Regions from separate parts of the Homo sapiens genome. Here region 1 is linked to region 2. Evidence: read pairs that join two places in POLR2A ChIA-PET (ENCODE). Cell type or tissue: CD4-positive, alpha-beta T cell. All regions are shown on one strand. Links, peaks and the distances in the headings refer to the core of each region. The heading gives the core; the rest is flanking DNA. Region 1 has its middle 40 kb from the start of LINC01948. Region 2 overlaps MAP3K1 (mitogen-activated protein kinase kinase kinase 1).

Region 1 (5,396 bases), core at 338-5,337, 430 kb after region 2:
ATGGCCTGGGCTCAACCAATCAGACTCTCAAGCTCTGGACTATGAAGAGAGAGCTGGTGTCAAGAAATGAAGGAAACCATTCTTGTTATGGGTGGCAACAGCTGGGGTGGTAAGAACCAATTTCTGGAGCCAAGAGAGGCTTCCAGGCAACTTGTGGCAGCCAGTAGCCTGCAACTGATGCAGAGCTGCTGGGAAGCATGATCGTGGCTATGTGTCTAGCTACTGCCTCGTCCCTTGTTCTTGCTTGTTGTGATTCTGTTTCTCCATTGCTCTTTTCAATTTTGTGAGTTTTCCAATTACCTTTCTGACATAAGCATTTAATGCTACATATTTTCTTCTAATTACAGCTTTAGCTGTACTACAAATTTTGACCTTTTGAATCTTTATTTTTATCCAATTCAAGATGTTTTCCAATTTCTCTTGTGAATTCCTATTTGACCCATGGGTTACTTAGAATATGTTGTTTAATATCCAAATATTAGGGGATTTTAAAAATCTTTTTCTGTTATTGATTTCTTCTTTAACCCTATCATGGTCAGAGGGCATACCTTGGAAGATTTAAATTCTTTTAATATTTTTGAGGTACCACTGTTGCTGAGTAAAGCGCTCTCTAAATGTCAATTAGGTCAAGTTGGTTGACAGTGCTGTTTAGGTTATCTACATTCTTAGTAATTTCCTGTCTATTTTTTCTATTTGATTACTGAGAGAGAAGTGCTAAAGACTCCAACTATAACTGGATTTGTCTATTTACTCTTTCAATTCTGTCAATTTTTGTTTCATGTATTTTGAAGCTACTTTGTTTGACGCATACGCATTTAGGATTATTATGTCTTCTTTATGAATTGACCTCTTTATTATAATCTAATACCCATTCATCCCCGGTAATAATTTCTTGTTCTTAAGTCCGGTTTGTTATTAAGCACTTTGATTTTCTTTTTGTTAGTGTTAGACTACTGTTTGTTTCTCTCCTTTTACTTTTAAACTATCTATGTCTTTAGATATAAAGTGGGTTTCTTGTAGGTAGGATAGAGTCGAGTCTTGCTATTTTCTTTTAATCCCATCTGACAATCTATGTTTTCTAATAAAGTGTTTAGAACATTTACAGTTAATGTGATTATTGATATAGTTAAATTAAAATCCACCATTTTTGTCTGCCTGCTTTTAGATTTATGATTCCGCTTGATCCTGACTTTGTAATTTTTTTCTGTAGGAATTTATTACCAATTCAGATAAATAGATATATAATGGATTGAATGTTTGTGTACCCTCAAAATACATATGTGAAACCCAAACCCCTAATATGATGGTATTTGAAGATAGGGTCTTTGGGAAGTAATTTGGTTTAAATGAAGTTGGGCCCTCTCCGTGATGGGATTAGTGTCCTTATAAGAAGAGGAAGATAAGCCAGAGCCTTCTCTCTCTTCACCATGTGAGGAAACAGCAAAAAGGTGGCCATCTGCAAGTAAGGAAGACGGCCCTCACCAGGAACCAAATCTGCAGGCATCTTGATCTTGGACTTACCAGTCTCCAAAACTGTGAGAAATGAATGTCTGTTGTTTAAGCCACCTGGTCTGTGATACTTCGTTATGGCAGCTCAAGCTAAGACAGTTAGATAGATAGTTTTTATTGTTGCTTTTAAAAAGCAAGTGTTACCCTTTAACCCATAAATTTCATTTCTTCATGTCTATTCCATAGAAAACATTGGCACATGTGCTTAAAAAGATAAGTACAACAAATTTCATCACACTATTGCTTGTAATCATAAAAAATTGAAAATAATCTAAATTTTCATCATTTGGGAAATAATTAAATAAATTTCCATATATCCATTCTATGAAAGATTATACTTCTCTTAAAGCAAATAAGATCAATGAATACATACTGATATGAAGAAAATATGCAACACATATTTAAGTTAGAAAAGCTAGTCATAGTAAAATATGTACCATATAAACAATTTATATATTAAACAAAAATTCCCACCAAATAAATATGTGCATTCCTATATGCAAATAGACATATATGAATGTAAATACTTAGAAAACGCCTGGAGATATGTGCAGTGGAGGGATAATAATGATATACAATGAAGAACAGTGTCAGATTAGGGGAATAGGTAAAGAGAAGTTCTGTTTATCTATATTGTTTTCATATTTATCAATGAAAATCTATTACTTGGGTAACTAAAAATTGAGTTGTGATTAATATTATAGTTTGAAAAGAAGAAAAAAAGACATATATATATAGTAAATTAAAAAATCAGGATTTTTTTTTCTCTTTGACATTTTATTCATCCCACTGGAGTAGGAGATTTGGGTATGGAGAATCAAAAGATTTCTTGATTCTTTGGCTCAATAAAAGACCTTTTCTGCCTTTCATTCTACAACAGCAGTAACTAAAAGCATGGTGAGTGTCCCGGGAGTACACAGTGTGTCTGGGGTGTGTCCTAGTGTGTTCGGTTATGCTCATTCATGCTGAGACATTGCTTTTTGCCCATAAAAGGAGGAATTACAACATCAGACCTGGATTGTTTTCATTTCCAAACAGCCACAAAATGTCAACACAAGACTGTCAATCTCTTGTTCTCTCCTCTCTCACAAACACTCCCTGGAACCCAGGCCAATTGAAGAAAACAGATGCAGGCAGGCACTGTTTTGACAACACTGGAAATGCCTGTGGAAGAGTAAAAATGATTAATATGCTCCTAAAAGAATAGGGAGTGCGCCTTCGGGAGAGATAATTGGATGGGCATCCCTGCTGGTAGATACCCTCTCATACCCAAACGAAGGCACACATTCTCACACAGGTTTCTTCCGAGCAACCCCTTGCTGAGTGTTTCCTGTAACATTTTCATCATGGCAAGGCAGGTGGGGTGAAAGGTTCTTGGAGGATGGGGGAAAGGCTGGAGGATAGCAAAAGTGCCATAATCTCCCTTCAGCCATAAAATGAATAATCTTCAAACAAGCAATAAAATGGATCTTGGTATCTTTTAAAACCAACAAAGAGTTCTCTGAGTTTAGAGGTATTTCATGGGATGTGGTAGTAGACAATGCAATTGCTCATTCTTAATTTATGAGACAGAAAATCTTTGTTTAGCTATCACATGTAAATTAAGGTTGTCTTTGAGTAACTTGAATTACATAACCATCTATGTGCCAAGCAGCTGTCGTTTTCCTATAAGTATATTCTCAGTTGTAAGGAGTCTGGGGGCCAGGCTACCCCCTTATGTTGTGGTGGGGGAAAGAACTTTGGGACTCGGCATCAGAAAAGTCAGCTCTGTTCCTCCTTAGCAGAGTGGTCTTTGATAGGACACTAAACCTCCTTGGACATCAGGCATCTTCATCTGTACTGCAGGGATCTGGATTAGATGAGTAGCCTTCAAGCTGTGGGTAGTTCTAGAGCAGGCTCTAGACTGTGGAACTCTGGGCCCCACCTCCACTTAAAAACTTTAACCAGAGCATCTCTGATATGATCTGTTTAATATTGGAGGTTTGAATAAATGCTTTAAAAAACAAAATTATTCAACACTCATTTTTTCAATAAATACTTACTGAGCTACTACTATGTAACTGGCAGGGGGACTCATCAATGATGGAATGAAGATACCTCCTGCTCTCATGAAGCTCACACCTTACCATTCCACTGGACCAGATGAACTTTAAGGGTCCTTTCCAGACCCAGCATCCTGCTCTTCCATAACACATAAAACAGGTGTCCTGAAGCATTGCCCAGAGAACTTAAAGTTCAACTGTAACTACACAAGGACAGACAGACCAAAAGAGACCTTAAGAGTGATGTGCATTGGAGTTAAGTTGACAAAGTGAACATTTTGGCTCTACTAGTTAGCTAGGTGACGTAACTCAAATTAATTAACCTCCTGTGCCTCAGTTTCTTTATCTATAAAATGAGGGTAATGATAGTACCTACCTCATAAGGTTGTGGTGAGGATAAAAAGACATAATGCATGCAAAGGCTTAGGGCTATGCCTAGAATTCTATAAGTTACGTTAGGTCTTATTAGCTATTATAATGTGCTTTTCCAGGCTTATATCAAGATAAAGTACACTTGAAAAGGTCCTACAAGATGGCCTAATATAGAGCAGAATTCAGCATAAGGTAACACTAACCTGGACTTCCAAGGACCTTCATAATCACTGCCAGCTGTAATATGGCCCGCAAGTGAATCCAAGGGCAAGGTTCAATTAATGTTTCATGTGCACCTAGCACAACACTTACTGTAGGGAAGGCAATCAATAAATATTTATGGAATCAATGAACCTATTCCTCTAATAGCATTTAAAGCTCTGTGGATCGTTTTAGGTTTCATTTAGGGCAATCACTGCCTGAATGCCACCTTTTTCTAAATTGTATTTTTACTTATAAAATATTTCAAACATACAGACAATAAGTTAACAGACACCTATGTACTCACCATCAAGATTACATAAATGCTACCTCAATATATTGACTAATTAGTTTCAGATAGTCTTTTAAGAAATACAATTACAGTCATGCACTACATAATGTTTTGGTCAACAACAGACCACATATATCACCTTGGTCCCATAAGATTATAATACCATATTTTTACTGTACCTTTTCTATGTGTAAATATGTTTAGATACACAAACACTTACCATTTTGTTACAATTGCCCAGTGTTCAGCACAGTATCATGCTGCACAGGTTTGTAGCCTAAGAGAAATAGGCGGTATCTTATAGCCTTGATGTGTCATAGGCTATACTTCTAGGCTTGTGGAAGTACACTCTGCAATGGCCACCCAACAACGAAATCACCTAATGACGCACTTCTCAGAAAGTGTCCCCATTGTGGCCGTGCGCAGTGACTCACACCTGTAATCCCAGAACCCTGGGAGGCCGAGGTGGGCAGATCACCTGAGGTCAGGAGTTCAAGACCAGCGTGGCCAACATGGTGAAACCGTGTCTCTATTAAAATACAAAAATTAGCTGGGCATGATGGCAGGTCCCTGTAATCCCAGCCACTCAGGAGGCCAAGGCAGGAGAATCGCTTGAACCTGGGAGGCGGAGGTTGCAGTGAGCTGAGATCACGCCACTGCACTCCAGCCTGGGCGACAGAGCGAAACTCCATCACGAAAAAAAAAAAAAAGAAAGAAAGAAAGAAGATATCCCCATTGTTAAGCGATGTATGGCTGTATTTAGAGGCCACCAGAACCCCATTCACACTCTCTTCTCTTTGCCAAGATAATCCCTACCTTTAAGTAGATGGGTATCATTCTCAGCATGTGCTTATGCCCATAAAGAACCCATGTGGTGGTTTTGTGTGTATGCACTGCTCACTGGTGGACATTAGGATCCTCCCATGTTTTGATTGTCGCGGACAGAGCTGTAATAATAAACATCCATGTACCAGTCTCCT
Region 2 (5,396 bases), core at 78-5,077:
TGAGGCTGAGAAGCCCTAAAGAGACATATACGCAGAATGGAGAAAGTCCAGTTAGTCTCCTAAATTACCTCCTTGTCACTCTATTCCACCCATGAAAGAACTTTTAACAGGTTAAACTGGAAAACAACTCAATGATCTATGTCATGGAACCCTTTTCTTTGAAAAGGCTTTTGAATCTCCACATGACAATGTTTATTAAAAATCAATCAAAATGTTTATTAAAAACATATCTTCCTTAATATCTGATAAATTTTTTAAAAAATCAGAATAACGTTGATGACTCTGCCATCCCAAAAAGCATTTTTAATTTGGTCATGTATAAGGTATCTGCTCAGAAAAATGTACAGATATGAACAGCAAGACATTAAAAAAATCTTTAAAAATTAGCAAGCTTGTCTAGCTCACCCTATTTGTTGTTGTTCTGTTTTGTTTTGTTTTGTTTTAGGCTTTAGCAGCCTGAAGCCATGGTTTTTAGTCTGTCTCTAGTGGTAAGTGGAAAAGGAGGATGAGGAAGGAGCTTTACTGGCCCAAACAGAAACTAAGAAACCATGACTATATTCTCTCCCTTGGATACCCCTGCAAAGCCTTTAAAACAATGAAACTAAAAAGTAAAACAGTTATATAAGAAACCTTGGACATCATAAAAATCAGTAAAATTCAAATAAACAAAACAAAAGCTGTAATTTCCTGGAATTATGGAATAAAAATAAAATTTGGATTTTCCAAAATTAGGTAAAGTAGCTTTATTGTATCTTAAAAACACTATCTACGAACCATCAAAAAACCCCAAACCCATAATGATATGATTATGGAATAAAGCTACTTACTAAAGCAGCAACGTACACTTTGTAGACAGGGTCAGCACAGACCATTGACAGAACGCTGCAGCATGCCTCCACCACATCTCCTGAGATACTGGTCTGGGAAGACCCACTGGTGGCTCCCCCACTCGGGCTGCTTCCACTGCTGCCCCCAGAATTTCCAGTGCTCTCCCCATTTGCCAACAGCAGGGCCCCACTGACATCATGGGAAAGACGCCTGAGGGCCATCTCTCTCACATTCCAGTTTCTAGAAAATAAGCAGCCAACGAGTTCCATTCCAAACACCTGTATCAAACACACACGATGAATTCAATGTAAAGAAAAGCTTATGGACCCAGAGCATTTTGAGTTTAGCATCATTTTTGATTACTACGTAAAAACTGGACATTTCTGAAATCTTTACCATCCTTCACAACTTCAAATATATCCAGCCACTTAAGCATCATAAGGAAGAATTTTATACTCAAGTTTAACTGATAATTATCCAAAGTCATTAATATTTATTAGCTCAGGTAAAATTAATAATAAGCTCCATTAAGTCACTAGATGGCTATACATACATTCTATGCCTCTACTGTCCCACATGCTTACCAAAACGCCAAAAAACTGTGAAAACCTCAACTCTGTATTCATATTAAGGTAGTTTAAAGAGAAAAACTGGAGCAAGATTAAGAAAACAAACAAACAAACAAAAAACAAATCAAAAAAAGCACCAGGAGAAGGTTTCAAGAGATATAGAGTATTTCTCTTACAGACAAGAGCAATAAGCAAAACACATTTAATTGGTTTTTGTCTGTATAAAAAGGTTTAAAAAACTAGACAAAACAGGTAGGACTGTAAAACGAATGGAGTGGACAAATCAAACAACTGAAGAAAAAATGCTTGTGTTCGAGTAAGCAAAGGATAAATGTAGACGTAGAATTATAGTATATGCTGTTATCGTCGTCAATACCATGCCCCAAAAGCCAGAGTCCCTACAGTGAGGAAAGGGTGAATGGTCTTGACATTATGGGCCAATTAGCTAAAAGTAAGCTTAATACCTAAGATAATTCATTATGTGAAAAATGCCTAAATATTAAAGATGAATAAACACAACTTTTGAAAAACAGATCATAACATACTTATTTACATATGTTTTGTTATAAAGGGATATTATGGGAGAATGAACCAACTAGAATATAGTGAGCTTCTGGTACTGTTAAGTAGTGTACCACTACCTATGTTTTAACTGTCTTACCTAACATGCTTAATAAAAAGCTAGGAATGTAGAGCCTAGTCTGACCTAAAGCTTAGGCAAAACAAACTAGACCATATGCTTGAAAGAATGAACTCTAACAGCTCAGAATCAACTTGAGAGTTCTTTGATGGGTCATGAAAGGGCAGGTGAGGGCCTATGTTCATTAATAGTTCATTAAATTTCATTAATGAACTAGGTACAAGAATGTGTTTAATATTTTTGCAGATTTTATTAGATTCATAAATGGGTTGCTAATATGCTAAGAGAATTCCAAAGCTGCAGGACTGTAATGGTCACAAAAGAAAAATGTAACAAATCCTAATGATATATAAGCTCAATGTGTTAATGCACCTGTTCACAAATTTAATTCAACAGAATTTAACAGATTATTGAAAATAATTATTTTACTTTATTATTGTCTACTGGAGACCCGTCTGGTTTTAGATCCTACATTTAAAAAATAATAGACTGAGCATTCAACAACCAAGAAAATCATTACAAACCAACTGACAAAAAAGCCCTACTTACTGAGGATGAAAAAACATTCAATCAGAAGAGATGGTAAAGGGATGGGAAACTGTTCTTACAAATAAAAATGATGAACTCAAGGTAACCATCACATATTTTTTTCTTATTCATCTCCTCTGCAATTATTAAGCACCCATTGTATGCCATTAGGATATGAAAAGAGAAATTAATTTTAAATGGCAGCAAATAAGAAACATGATAAAAATTCTTGGCAGGCACGGGGATTAAACATTGGGAAAAGTTAGCATTGAAGGGTTCTGGTTTCTATCCTTCTATCCTTGAATAACCCCGTATGTCCGTTAGTTCAGGAAGAGATGTTTCTAGATATGTGAAGTGAAACCACAAGAAGTTTTGAAGTTGAAGCTGTACAATAAGCAGTATAGTATTAATACCAAAAGTAACATTAAAATTTCCAGTGGAATGAAGGTCATGATGGAGGCAAGTAAAAGTGTTTTTTTAAATTATGAACAACTGAGGGAAGGAGACAAATACATTAATTGATCTATAAATATTTCTTTGAGAAATGAAAAACAAAGAACTACTTACCTGAATCCATGGCTCAGCTAAATCTTTGTAAGCAGGAGGGATTTGCTGAGTTCCATAATGAGTAAGGTTAAAATTGCTCTCTTGATTCCTTCGTGATCCAGCCAAAGGCTGCTGCTGTACGGTTTGCTGCTGTGCAGCTCTGAGGGAAGAAGGGGAATCCACAGGACTTGACAACTCGTGGCTAAAATGAAAAATAACAAAACTTGCTTTAAAAAAATTAAGACAAACCACACTGAGAAATTTTTAAAAATTAAACATATCCGTATCATTTCAAAATTATTACCTGTAGAAATCATGAGATCTCCACTTAGATCTACAAAGGGGACATATTAAAGGTTCTCTATTTCTTCTACACTCTTCTGCCCCTGAAAAATTACAGAAACAAAATCTTACAAAAATGTAAATGTTTAACATTATTTTTATTTCATAACTGTTTATAATTATAGAATTTATATAGAAGGAACCTCAAAAATAATCTAATTAAATGTTTATCTGAAAGCAAGTAAACACAGCAGGTTAAATGATTTTGATTTGCAAATGCTATTTTATTCATTCTGATAACATGTACTCTGCTTACTATTTTTCAAAACATTCTGCCCTGTTTGACTACCAGGTAAAGTCCTTCCAAACCTTACTTTGATGCTAGCCTTTCTGTAATGCCTGCCCAGGTCTTCTTCCACCTCCTTCCCTTCATGTATACCTTCCAGATTGAAATTGTTTCTAATTCTGTGCACTTCTTCCATTATCACATATGTCACACACACTTTATTGCATTTCTTTGCTCACACAGGTCATCTCCTAAAGATCCTACATTCCCATTTGTTGAAAACTTTTCACATAGGACTTAGGACTTAGATATACTTTTTTTATTCTCTCACCAATTTCCCCTCAAGCCATGTTACACTCTTAAATAACATAGTTAGCTCAGAGAGCAACTGTGTTGAGTAAGCATAGGGAGAAAAAGAGCCACATACAAATTGACATGCAGTGGTGGTGCAGCTTGTTCCTGCAGCCGTCTTCACACACTGTAAGACTTTCTTCATCAAGCATGCCCAACAAGCAAATAGGACACATCTGTTCCTCTTCATCCTTTATGCTATAGAAAAGGGGAAGAAAAAGTATTAAGCATAAAAGAATATAAAGTAGAACGGATATGCTAAAAACACTTTCTGCTTGCTTAGAATATAAATACATTAGAAATTCTTAAGAGCATCTTATATAACTAAGAGATACATATTTACACTATTAATATACAGTAATTTAAAATCAGATTAACACACGAGTATTTATAGATTGTAGGTGTGAGTTAACCTTCTTTGCTATGAAAACAATTCAATACACAGACTGCAATCTTAGAAAGAAACATTTGTATCCCCCAAATTCTGCTACTGTACCTTTTGAATAGACCAACAGGTTTGACTATGTATAAAAATACACTACATGGTACCAGTTTCAAGATTTTAAGTACTGGCGGACCTTAGAGCTCAAAGATTCCACATCCTAAATTTAAATGCCTATTTCAGAAATTTCTGGTGGCAGTATGAACTGATCCAACTTTCCCAGAAATGAATCTAGGAACACATCACATTTTAAGTGTACACAATCTTTCACCTAGACTTCTAGGAATGTATCGTAAGAAAATAAAAAGATAAATATATAGAGATATATGTATGAAAATGTCCACTGCAATATTATTTAGAATAACGAAAAGAAATCAAAACAACCAAATGAATGCCAAAAAGAGGCTAAACAAATTATGGCAAACCCAGACACCTTGAAGCCTTTAAAAAGGAACAGAGAAATCCATAAATGAGGTCAAAATAAAACTACCATGTATAGGATGATTCCATTTATGGCAAAATCGCAACATAATGGTTAATTATATTGCATATACTTGAGTATTTCTAACATACAAAGTACTTTTAAAAATCAGTTAGAAAAATACTAATAAATAGTACAATGGACAAAGGAAATAAAAAGGCAATTGGAATAAAAAATAATAGATTGGTAACATCTGGCCCTGATAATGGCACAGAAAACCAGGTTCTCATATAGACTGCTGGTAGGAGTAAAAACTAAAATCTCTGGAAGGAAATTTTGTTAGTATTTCTTAAAATACTACATGGTATATATTCATGACCTAAAAATCCTATTTTCTAGGATGTTATCGCTACATATTTTAAGTATGTAAACCAAAAAGTGGAGATGTACTTAATGTACATTAATTAAGGCAATGGCTAAATAAATTATGGTGTACCAACATA

What was found. Peaks named below come from ENCODE experiments on the same cell type or tissue, not always from the same donor. Only the 100,000 strongest peaks of a DNase experiment are listed, where the experiment ranks them.
Region 1: POLR2A ChIA-PET joins it to region 2 with 5 read pairs; 2 of 35 experiments call an interaction of 5 or more read pairs at or near these places.

What each region holds. Positions count from the first base shown.
Region 1 is chr5:56,438,718-56,444,113 of GRCh38, reverse strand. No RefSeq gene overlaps it. Among named protein-coding and RNA genes, the nearest start is that of LINC01948, 40 kb to the left of the region's middle. In CD4-positive, alpha-beta T cell, for the core only: no CTCF peak of the experiment used is centred there; no DNase peak of the experiment used is centred there.
Region 2 is chr5:56,870,742-56,876,137 of GRCh38, reverse strand. It overlaps MAP3K1 (mitogen-activated protein kinase kinase kinase 1), which reads right to left. Exons shown (of 20, transcript NM_005921.2): 7 at 4,107-4,228; 8 at 3,416-3,497; 9 at 3,133-3,313; 10 at 828-1,106. Among named protein-coding and RNA genes, the nearest start is that of SETD9, 36 kb to the left of the region's middle. In CD4-positive, alpha-beta T cell, for the core only: no CTCF peak of the experiment used is centred there; no DNase peak of the experiment used is centred there; H3K27ac peaks cover 302 bases.